2 separate regions of the Mus musculus genome follow, and region 1 is linked to region 2. Evidence: chromatin contacts called from ENCODE Hi-C data. All regions are on one chromosome and are shown on one strand. Each heading gives the region's core, a stretch centred on a gene start or an enhancer-like site at or near the end of the contact. The rest is flanking DNA. Distances are from core to core; before and after follow the strand shown. Region 1 holds the start of Cnksr3 (Cnksr family member 3). Region 2 holds the start of Ipcef1 (interaction protein for cytohesin exchange factors 1).

Region 1 (5,678 bases), core at 1,341-3,840, 230 kb before region 2:
TGAAAGAGAAACAACATGAGTCAATTTATACCTGGGAAAGATGAACTGATTCTAAATAGTCTGATTTGGAAAAGGAACACTGTGACAGAGAGACAACCATCAAGAGAAGGGGCCTTAGGTGAGAGGAGAAGCATTTGAAGCAGCTTTTAAATGGAGTGGCCTTTGAATGCTGCCACATTTCTCTCACTATGGGAAGAGTTTTGAACCGGGAAGGGGCTCGAGTCTTTTTACTCGTGTGTTTACTCAGTATTTATAGTAATAACTTTGTCTCTAAAGTGCTTAGGTCCTACTTCTCAACTAATACCAATAAATTTTGAGAGACTCAAATTATTAATGTGAAACTGATTCCCAAACTCGCTGGTCCATGTCCCCTCTATACCCCCTTGGTCTTTGTCTTCTGACTAAAGGTGACAGAAGAAAACCCTTCCTGGCAAAGTCCCATGATATCCAAGAGTCACTAGCTGTGAGATCTTTAATCTTCTTCATACTCAATTCAGTATGGCAGGAGCATTTACAACATATTTTGTTGATTGAATAAATGACCTAAACACGCAAGGCGGCTGGCCAAGAAAAGGAGATGCAAGGAAACACAGAAGACTGGGTTCTTGTATCCACACTGTAACATATCAAATTCAGTCAAAAGCTTTGTCCATTTCCTAATGTTGGAGGAGCCCTGGCAGCATCAAGGCAGAAAGGAGGAAGGGTGCCCCTGCTGAAGAGTGTGGGTACCAAGGAACCACACCACCAGGGACAAGCAGGAAGAAAACTGGCAAGTGTATAACTGATCGCTTTTGCATATACACCAATTTCCATAGCTGCTTATCTAAAAATCCCTCCTCTTTGATGTGCCAAACTTTCTATGTAAAGTTTACATCTGGGCTGGCAGTCAGCACACCCTAGAACTTTCACAGGCTAACAGCTATAATTAAGGTAGAAGGCCTTATTTACATAGCAATTAGCCTGCAGGACTGGAGGAGTAAACATGTTGCTAATTCATTTAGATAGTTAATTGGTCAGAGATTTTTAACTTGGCTTTCTTTGCATATTCTGCTTATGCGCCGAGTATAGATTGTGTTATCTGTGGGATGAAATTCAGCAAACTGGACTCTGGAACTCCAGCTTTTAATGCAACAGATGCAAAGGAACAAGAGAACATTGTCAAACATCAAGGAAAATTCTACAGCGAAAGCATTTGATAGCATTTGCTCCTCTTTGTGATTCCAGGGGTTATGCAGCCAGATTCATCGTCTTTCAACTTCGTTACTACTGTGTCCCCTTTGGAAGGCAGCACTGTTTATAGATGAATTACTTGCTTGGTCATCTAATCATATAGCTATTTTCGAAACTGTAGGCACAGTTCCCACTGTGCAGAGGTCAAGATGGTTAAGGAAAGACAGATGTCAAAGATCATTTCTTAAAAAGAGGGCAGCTACTCTACCAGGAATTTTCTCATGGCCGGTGTCAAGTTTCTGGGTTGGGTAATTACTCTTGGTTAAAAAAAAAAAATCGCTATTTTTGATAGTTGTACCTCTCCATTGCATAGACGAATTGCTCAGGAAGGCTAAGACAGTGTGTACGCTGTACACCCAAAACACTCACTATACAACAGATAGCTGGGTGCTAGCAGTGATTCTCACGTGTAATAGAGAGCAGCTATCCTAACAGAGGAAATATGAACGCAGTGGTTGGTGCAGGGAAAGCAACTGCGGGTATTTACTGAATCAATAAACACTAGCCACTCCCTTACTTCAGAAGATAAGTAGTTGGAAGGGGAAGATCAGATCCAGCTCAATATACCCCAATAACAAGCAGCTTCCTCCTTGGATAGGGTTAATAGTTGCTCAGGGGAAGATGGAAATCAATAACTATAATTGAAAGAAGACTTCACTAGGGCCAAAAGAGTGTCTGCATGTGTGTGGGAGGGAGGTAAACACCGGTTATAGGGTTTTCCCCAGACCCGCGCTCTGCTTCCAAATTGAGGCTTGTAGTACAGAAAGGGCTTTCCTCTCCCTGTCAGAGGCTGAACTAGGCAAGGTTCTCTCTTTTTTTCTTTTCTTTTTTGGCTCGCTGACAACTTTCGCCTCAGGGTTAATGACTAATCTGAATCGAGCGTTAGGTCATTTTGAAAATATGACTATTACATTATGTCAAAACACAACTCAAAGAGCTGCCATTCTGGTGTTATTAAACCGAAGAGTTGATACACTGTAGCGGCCTTGGAGCAGTGGCACACCGCCATCCATTTGTCCAAAACACACACAACTGGCCTACTTTAGGAAACTTAAAAGGCTGAATAGCTAAGGCGAGATTGCGACTCGAAGCTTTTAAAAACGAGAACAGACACATCTCAAACCAACACACAAAGACAAAAAAACCTGTTTACAGGATTCAGCTGCCACTAAGCTGGGACCTCTTCGGAGCCAAGCGGCTCTCCAGGACTCAGGCTGCAGCTCCAGCCCACCCCTTGAAGAGGAAAAGTAGATCCCTGGCGTCCGGAGCTGGGACGTAGGAGGGAAAGAAACCGGAGTCTACGTCATCGCGGCCCCGCCCCTCTCACGTGTTGCTCCCGCTCCGCCCCGCCCCCTCTCTTATTCCGGCAGCGCCGAGCGGAGCAGAAACTTTGCAACCCGAGCGCGCACGCTCCGCTTTTTTCCTCCGCCCGGGCGGCCCGCGACGGTGGCGCAGGAGGTGGGACCCACTGGCGGGAAGGCTCGAGGCGGGGGCGCACGCGGAGTGGGGACCTCGGGGACGGACACCGCTCGCAGGAGCCGCGGAGGGCCAGCCGACCTAGAAGTTCCCGGCCAGAAGAGTCCCACGCCAGGGCAGCCCCGGCCTGGGGTTTGAGGTTGCAACCTGCTCCCGCTGCTGCGGTGGTTGCGGAGAAGCAGCTGTAGCAGAGAGCGGCGTCGGGGGAACTGCATCTGGACAGCGGTAGCTGCGGGGAGCAGCCGTACGGGACATAGCTGTCCCGTGCGCAGAGACCCAGGGCCGCGCTTCCCTCGCAGAAACCGCAGCGCGATGGCCCGCTGACTGCGGCCATGCAGGCTTGAGCGGACTCCCGGCACACGCAGGGGACAACCACGGGCGCAGGCTGCAGGACTCCTGTCGATTGCCTAGCCCAGCGGACAGCGAAGCTGCTTACCATGGAGCCCGTGACCAAGTGGAGCCCCAAACAAGTGGTGGACTGGACTAGAGGTGAGCGAGCCGTGGAGGACCCCCGCGCCCTACAGCCGGGGAGATGGGGCGGGCCAAGAGTTGGGCACTGGAGTGCTCTGCCCCTCCTGCCGGCGACAAAGCAAACTTCTACTGAGCGGCTTGTGCGTCTCTTTCTGGTGCGCCTGCTCCGATCGGTTTCTTTCGGTGGGGGTGCGCGTTGACTGCAGCCGACTGGACACCTATATTTAAGTCAGGGAGCTATGGGATGGCCTTTCCGTGGAAGATTGGCTGGGAATGTGGGGCTTGGGATTTGGCGCCAGGGCACTCTCTCTGCCAGTTCGGGTACGGTGGACTTGCTGCCTGTAGCCAAGCGCAGAGGCACAAGGCGTCTTTGTGTGGGTGACTGCCCCTGGCCCTGGATCTAGTAAAGGCTGCGGGCCCAGAGCAGTTCGCGGGCGTGACCTGGCAGTTGGGCAGGTAGACGAAGGCTCCTGCGGCCAGCCCAGCCTGTTTGTTTGGGTTGGAGAGGGCGAACGGGCTTTCGCGCCTGCGAGGACCCTAGCGCCAGGACTCCCGCAGAGGCAGGGACTCAGCTCTGGAGGCGCCAGGACCCCCAAGGGCGCAGCGTTTTGAGGCCAGTTAAGCACTGAGAGGGAGCCGAGTGTCTGGACTACAGTCTGGTTCTGTACAGTACTCGGGAAGAGGAAACTCAGTGGGTGCTGGACGGTGTAGCAGGAGTGGAAGGGTCCCTGTTACTTTATCTTGTCTCTCCCGTGATTGCTAGGGATAGTTGCTAGAGTTACTCAGCTCTCTTTGACCTCTTTCAATAGTACAAAGTTTACCGAAATCAACCAGTGGAATCTCAGGGGTCCCACCTCCTCACTTCAACATCTGTTTCAAGTTATCCACCCCTGCTCCCAAACCCCCATTGGTCTTCCAGGTGAAGACTTGGCTAAGCACTCTCTCTCCCTTTGTTTTTGTTCGTCTCAGTAGACGTGAGTAGTCAGTGATGCTGGTGTGTTCAGATTATCTTTCAAGCTGCCCTACCCGTCTGTGACAATGGAAACCCCATCCTGTCATTTCTCAAGCCAGTGTCTTATATAGGTCACTGGAAAGGGGCTGTCCAGGTAGTGAAGAGTCTGGTGTATGTCTGATTATCCCTGGCTTCTGGAGGAAAACACAGAATACTGTCTTAGGAAGTAGGTTTTTTCTATCGGCCAGACTTTTCCAGGACTCTCAAAGTAAAGCCATGGGAAAAAGGATGACTACATAGGCCTGAGTGACTCTGGCTGAGTGAGCAGTAAAACATGGTTAGCAGCAGTAGACTTAAGTTATTTTAAGCCCCTTCCCTTAACTTGAAGTGTAACTTGTACTGAAGACGGTACCAGGTGCTCCAGCTAGCTTGCTGAGAGGAAGCAGATGGCTTGCTTGACTACCATGGAGGGGTCCTCAGAGCCTGCTGAGCCAGTAGCTACATTTACTCTCAAGTCCTTGACATGTGGCTGATTGTTATTGCCAGGTACTAGGTATGCAATGCACAGGGTGTCTGGAGACTCAGTGTGAAGAAGGAGTAGAAAATATTAACGATTTTCCTACTTATTACATATCGATGAGATGGTATTTTGAATAAAATATACTACTAAAATTAACTCCAACTGTTTACTTTTTATTTTCTGAATTAGGGCTTCTACGTTTAGTGGTAACATGGCTCAGGCTTATGGCTCATATTCTATCTTTGTTTATGGTACTGTTCTAGTCTCATGAAGAGGTGTCAGAGGATCACGCTGGCTTTCCTGTGGCTCTGCCAGACTTGATAAGGTAACAGAAAAATGGTTAACAGGCACACAGGAGAGAGAGAGAGGCCCTCTCTCCCCTTTGTTTTTTCCTTCATTTCTCTTAGAAGGGAGAAAAATGTTAATTCTCATCCTATTATTGTCATTGATTTAAAAGGAAGAAATGTTAAAACACATTTTGGGGTACCTTTGGCTTTAAGGCTTGGTTGAGGATACTTTCATCTAGGAAAACTCTTGTGCTGCCCTGAACGAGCAGTCGTGGTGGTCGAGCTCAGGACCCCGGATGTTCACTCATTTTAGGTTACATACTGTGATGGCAACATCCAAGATTGGCCTGGATGCTTTGCATTAGAATCTTTAAATACATACATACATACAAGAAGTAGGTAAGTTAAAAGGTGGAAATTATTTGTGTTTCGATCTCCAAATAAATAAATAAGTGTACTTGCTGAACTCTTGAATGGAAGAGGCCATGTTCTTCCAGCTTTCATGACTTATTACGTGAAGGTTTCTTGCTATCATGCTGCATGGGTACTGACCTTGTAATAAGTGGTTGACAGTTGTCTGCTTCGCGGGTTGTTTTTAGCTGTCTCTGCTAGTCTCTCAGCATGGCTCCCACTTTGTAAACTACATCCCCAGGAAAAGCAGCTTGTCCTACACATGTCACCCTTGCCGTTCTGTGACTGTCAGTGTGGCAGTGAGGAGCACTGTCAAAAGCACCAGCTATAA
Region 2 (5,546 bases), core at 89-2,588:
GGCAGATATGCTTGAGACTTATGGGATTAGAAATCATACATACATACACACATACATACATACATACATGCTTACATACATAATACACACTTACATACATGCATACATACATACACACATACATACTTACATACATACATACATACACACACATACAAACTTACATAAATACATACACACTTAAATACATGCATACATACATACTTACATACATACAAACTTACATACATACATACACACTTACATACATGCATACATACATACACACATACGTACTTACATACATATACACACATACAAACTTACATACATATATACACACATGCATACATACTTACATACATACATACATATTTATGGGCTTAGAGTGACTTTTCCTTGGGTAATATTGAGTGAATTTTCCTTGTTAAATCTTGGCCTGTTGCTTTAAAAAAATTCCTATTTTCAGTATAGGTTCTATTCCCTTGTAAACATATGGCAGAGCCACAGCTGCCATCCATCAGTAGTTAGATATGTGGACTTCTAGCCAGATGCAGCCAGAGAACCATACATTTCATGAAGTTACCTACCAACTTTTAGAACATTTTAATTGAATGCTTAAAAATTAAAAAAAAATCTCTGCTTGTTAACATAAATGAAATCTATTTAAACCTGAAGGATTTTAGCATAGATGCCGTGGAAGAAAAATGAAGTTTTCTAAAGCTAAAATTCTGTCTAATGTTTGTATACATACATGTACACAGACAGACAGACAGACACAGCAGGAGAGGCATTTGCAAGCATATTTTTTCCTTTGGGATTCCCAGTGTTTTTTGGAATCTGATTTCATATGACTTGATGAAAATGTGCTGTGAGAAATGTGTGTATTTTGTATAAATCCTCATGTCTGATTTGAATATTTGAATATTTATCTTCTATAAGACATGTGAGAAATATTCAGAGATAAAGATAGAATGAGATATGTATATTAGGCTGCAAATAAGAAATTCTCAATCGAGGGGCTTTAGAGTCTCTGAAGAGTCCAAGAAGAGATAAATAATTTTTCCTGCATATTAGCAAGACCACGAAGTTAGTGTGATGTGAGCATTTAATAGCTTGAGATGGAAACAATTATTCTCCAGTTTTACTTAAAATAGTTGATATGATTTAGAAACTAAGGGGAGAAAGAAAAGATAATTGTTTCTTGAAATGTATTTCATGATGTTTTCAAACTTCAACAAAGCCTGTGCCATGCTAACCTAAGCAGTAGCAAGAGCTGCTTGTGGGAGGAAACAGGAAGCGGTGCATACATGCCTGTTACTCTTTTTCCCAGGTTCGGCTCAATGTATATCGATTCTAATTAGCACATTTTGTGCCTCAGCTGGTAGCTTCCCTTGAGCTCTGCTTGGAGAGGCTTTTTTTCTTTTTTAGAATCCACCCCGCTCATAAACACTGCCACCCCCTCCCTCCCTCTCTCTTTACAAATGTTACAACACAATCAGAAATTTTCTCTTTTCTTTCCTTCCTGCATTTCCAGCAGGTTCCCTTGCGTCAGAAGCCCAGGAAGAAAACTCAAGGTAATTCGATTCCTTTTGTTCCTTTATTCCTTTCTTGTCCGTTAGTGTGATTTTTTTTCTCTCTCTCTCTCCTGGATGCCTCCTTGGGGTGGGTTGGGGTGGGGGGATCAGATTCTTGACTGTCTGAATCTTAATATCAGGAGATGGGTGCCAGATTAATTTTTTTTTTTTTTTTTTTTGAGAAGCTGGCACTGAGTCCGGGAAGTCACCGTGTTCCTAGGTGGGCTTTAACCCTTCCGTTCCTATTGCATAACTGCCTCTGTTATTGTGGGAAGAACCGGCGTGTCTACCACAATGTGGCTTCCAGCCCCTGAGTCTAACGTTTTCAACTTACTCTCTTTAACTCAGGTTCTTAGACCCATACTTGCATATAAGTGTCTTTGCCCGGGTTTTCTAGGCACGGAATGGAGGTTTAAAAATAGAACAGATACATGATTTTTAAAAAAATATTCACTTTGCATGAATGAAAACGTCTAATCCTCGCCGTGCAAAAAGCTAAACCTTGCCTTTTATTTTGTCACCTGAGTCCGGGTCACACTCACCTGTCCATGCAACTCTTGCAGGGTTTTTCAACATGAGTCGGAGAAGGATATCCTGTAAAGATCTGGGCCACGCTGACTGCCAGGGTTGGCTGTACAAGAAAAAGGAAAAGGGAACTTTTCTAAGCAACAAATGGAAAAAGTTCTGGGTGGTGCTGAAGGGCTCATCGCTGTATTGGTATAGCAATCAAATGGTGAGTGACCTCCTCCTGCCCTAGCCCCTTTACCAAAGCGTGGCTTCCAGAGTGCTGGCCGGAGGATGCCCATGCGGAAGGGATTCTCTGCGAGTTGGAACAGAGCAAGCTAGCAGATTTGTTAGGGGACTCATTTCTGCCCCAGGAACCATGTAGGTTAATGAGCTGTGCTGTTCGGGAGAAGCCATCTGGCTTCATTATTCTGATTGGAGAGGAAGAAAAGGGGCCCTAAATATATCCTTGCTTAAGGAAAGAGCCCTCGGGTTCCCCTGATTTTATTATTTTGTGAGATCCTAATAGTTTCAGGATCTGTCTGGATATCATTTGTGTGTGTGTGTGTGTGTGTGTGTGTGTGTGTGTGTGTGTGTGTGTGTGTGTGTGTGGTGGTGGTGGGGGAGGTTGCATTGCTAAGGTCTATTAAAAAGGGACTCAGCTTTGCCCTCTATTGAGGATATTAATCCATCAGTTCAGGGAGTGATCTCCATCCTTTATCCACTACCTTCTCTTCTCCTGAGATGGGTTGGTTTGGGATGGCTAACCTGTATGCCAGCCTTGTGGAGGGACTGGTGACATTGTTCCATGGTGACATTGGTGTCCAAGCATTGTAGAGGGCAACATTCACTGAGATAGTTGCTGAATTTATCCTTTGATGGGCACACGCTACTGGGGTGAGCTTCATGGTTTGGCTGTAGAAAAAGAGCTGGAAATGAAGTTATTGTATTGTCCTTTGCCTCTAGAGACATTCTGAGAGGAATGTTAGTGTTGTGGAAGAGCTTTGCTGGTGGATCTGTCACTGACTCTGGTGAATGGGAATCCATTGCAGATCTTGAGAGAACTGGGGTCCCTTTGTTGTAGAAGAAATACCCATAGAGACGCTCTGTTAAACCATTTAAGGGACCAGTGCTAAATGAAGCCAACCCAGGACTGGGTAGATTTCCAAACAAATACAACTTCCTTCTTAAGTGAAATTAAGGTTAACATAAATATTTTATGTTTTCTATTATTTTATTTTTAATTTTTGAATTATTTATTTATTTATTTATTTATTTATTATTGATTGATTGTATGTGTGTGTGTGTGTGTGTGTGTGTGTGTGTGTGTGTTTGGGTATATGTGTGTCATCACTCATGTGTGGAAGTCACAGGACAACTTACAATAAGGAATTGTTTCTATAGCATAGGTCCCTGGGATTTAACTCAAGTGGTCTACCTTGGCCACAAGCATTTTTATCTACTGAGTCATCTCTCCAGCTTCTATTTCCTATTATTCTAAGCTATGGCATTTTGGGTAGTTATCATGGAGTGACTGTCACCTAGATGCTCCTTAAGACAAGCTGATCTCAGTTACCCTATACATAGCACTGGGGGATTTCTTGAGTCTGTGGGATAGTTGGGTATTGGAACTGCTGCATCTATGGGACATAACAGGGCTCAGAGATAAACAGGCCATTTAGCATATCTCTCCCATCTTTCCGCCAGATGGCACCATCCCTGTCTTAGTAGAATGTGAAAACGTCCTCTCTGGACCCACACAATTACCACTTGGCTCATTTGGCTTCTTCAGCTTCTGTTTCTCTTAGGAGAGTAGAGCAGGTTACTTTTAGGTTTCAGACATCCCTAATCTTAGACATCAGGAATCTCACTCTTCTGTATGGAGCAGCCATGTTGGCTTAGACTAGGGAGGGGGAAGAAGATGGAGTCTTAGATGCCTGTGGGTTCCCCATCCCTGTGTGTTTTCATTAGATGCAGAAAGTAAGCTTTGGGATACTGGTCATGTACTTTAGTGTCATTAAATTAGTAGCATTAGCCTGAGAATCAGCTTGCTGTTAATTGCCCAGGGAGATAGAGGATTATAAATGGTGTACAGAAGAAAGAGTTTTCTGTGGAGGACTTCTCATGTTGTTTTGCTTTCTCTCTTTGCTGCAGTCATTCCTGACATCTCAATTGTGTATTTGTTATGGGTAGACCTCAATTAAGATTTAATTAGCAGTCTGTTCCTTATTCTTCTTAGAGGACTTTGTGACTCTATTCTTTGTGACTTTGTATATAGTATGATGATCTATCCCAGGGAACATCTCCCATATGCCAAGGGATGGATGTTCTAGGTATTTTAAATGCAGGCTCTTATCTATTCTTCAAAACAATCTTTAGCTGGGTATGTTGGCACAGGATTATAGTCTTAGCTACTCAGGAGGCTGAGGCAGCAGGATTGCAAGTACAAAGGCCTGCCTGGTCTACAGAGTGAGTTCAAAGATAGTCTTGTCAATTTAGTAAATCACTGTCTCAAAATGAAAAAGAAATATAAAAGTCTGAGGATATACATCGGTGGTAGAGTGCTTGCCTAGCATGCATGAGGTCCAGGGCACAATCTCTGGAGGGAGACAGAGATGGAGACAGACAGACAGACAGACAGACAGACAGAGATAGATAGAGATAGGTAGAGAAGAAACAGACAGAGATTAAAAACAGAGAGAGACAAAAACAGAGATAGACAGATATAGGGATAGAGTTAGGCAGAGACATAGACAGAGACAAAGACACAGAGAAAGATTAGATAGAGACAGAGATAGACAGAGAGAGATAAGAGATAGAGATAGACATAAATAGATAATAAGAGGCATAGACAGAGAGACAGGGACAGAGAGACAGAGGGAGATAGAGACAGACAGGGATATAGACAGAAAGTCTCAGACCTCAGAGGCATACTTTAAAAGATTAAGACCTAGTATAAACTGCTGAAGTCATACATGAAAGGAGTGAATAAAACCTGCTTCCTGTCTTGGCCCCTTTGGTCCCTGATTATGATATGCCACACTAAATTTTTCTGGGGACCAGGATAAGTGATATCATATGATCTCATTTCCGAAGGGGGACCAAGAGATCACCTGCACAAGTGGCAGTTCTGCTGTGAGTGTACAAACTACCCGGTCAGATCCCTTTGCTCATCCCTGTTGCTGTCATTATTTCCCAGGGACTTTGTCACCCTCCCCACCCTGCCTTTCTGTTGTTGGTACCCAGCAATCAGTGAGGGTCTTACCTCTTTCTGCTCACATTGCTTCTCCCAACACCACTACCCAGACTTTTTTAGAAAAGGCCATTACTCATTTCTCACATAGCATTTTGTTGGCTTGGAATGCGTCAGAGCACATGTAACTGCATGCCACTTCTTATGGCACAGTGAATAAGTTTAATAGCCACAAAAAATCTCAGCTAGTGAAAAACCTGGAATTAAACTCTATACTCTCACTTTTCCCAAGC

What was found. A loop is a pair of places that touch in the nucleus more often than their neighbours do.
Region 1: a map of regulatory T cell shows a loop between it and region 2 (3-fold over the local background). The contact joins the promoter of Cnksr3 here to the promoter of Ipcef1 in region 2. A Hi-C loop is called at or near these places in 3 of 37 maps with a recorded cell type or tissue (T-helper 17 cell and regulatory T cell).

Annotation. Positions count from the first base shown.
Region 1 is chr10:7,209,149-7,214,826 of GRCm38, reverse strand. Cnksr3 (Cnksr family member 3) reads left to right here and starts at 2,590. Exons shown (of 13, transcript NM_172546.2): 1 at 2,590-3,195. The coding sequence starts at 3,144.
Region 2 is chr10:6,976,257-6,981,802 of GRCm38, reverse strand. It overlaps Ipcef1 (interaction protein for cytohesin exchange factors 1), which reads left to right and starts at 1,338. Exons shown (of 9, transcript NM_001170800.1): 1 at 1,338-1,556; 2 at 2,120-2,289. The coding sequence starts at 2,131. It also overlaps a transcript of Oprm1 not described here.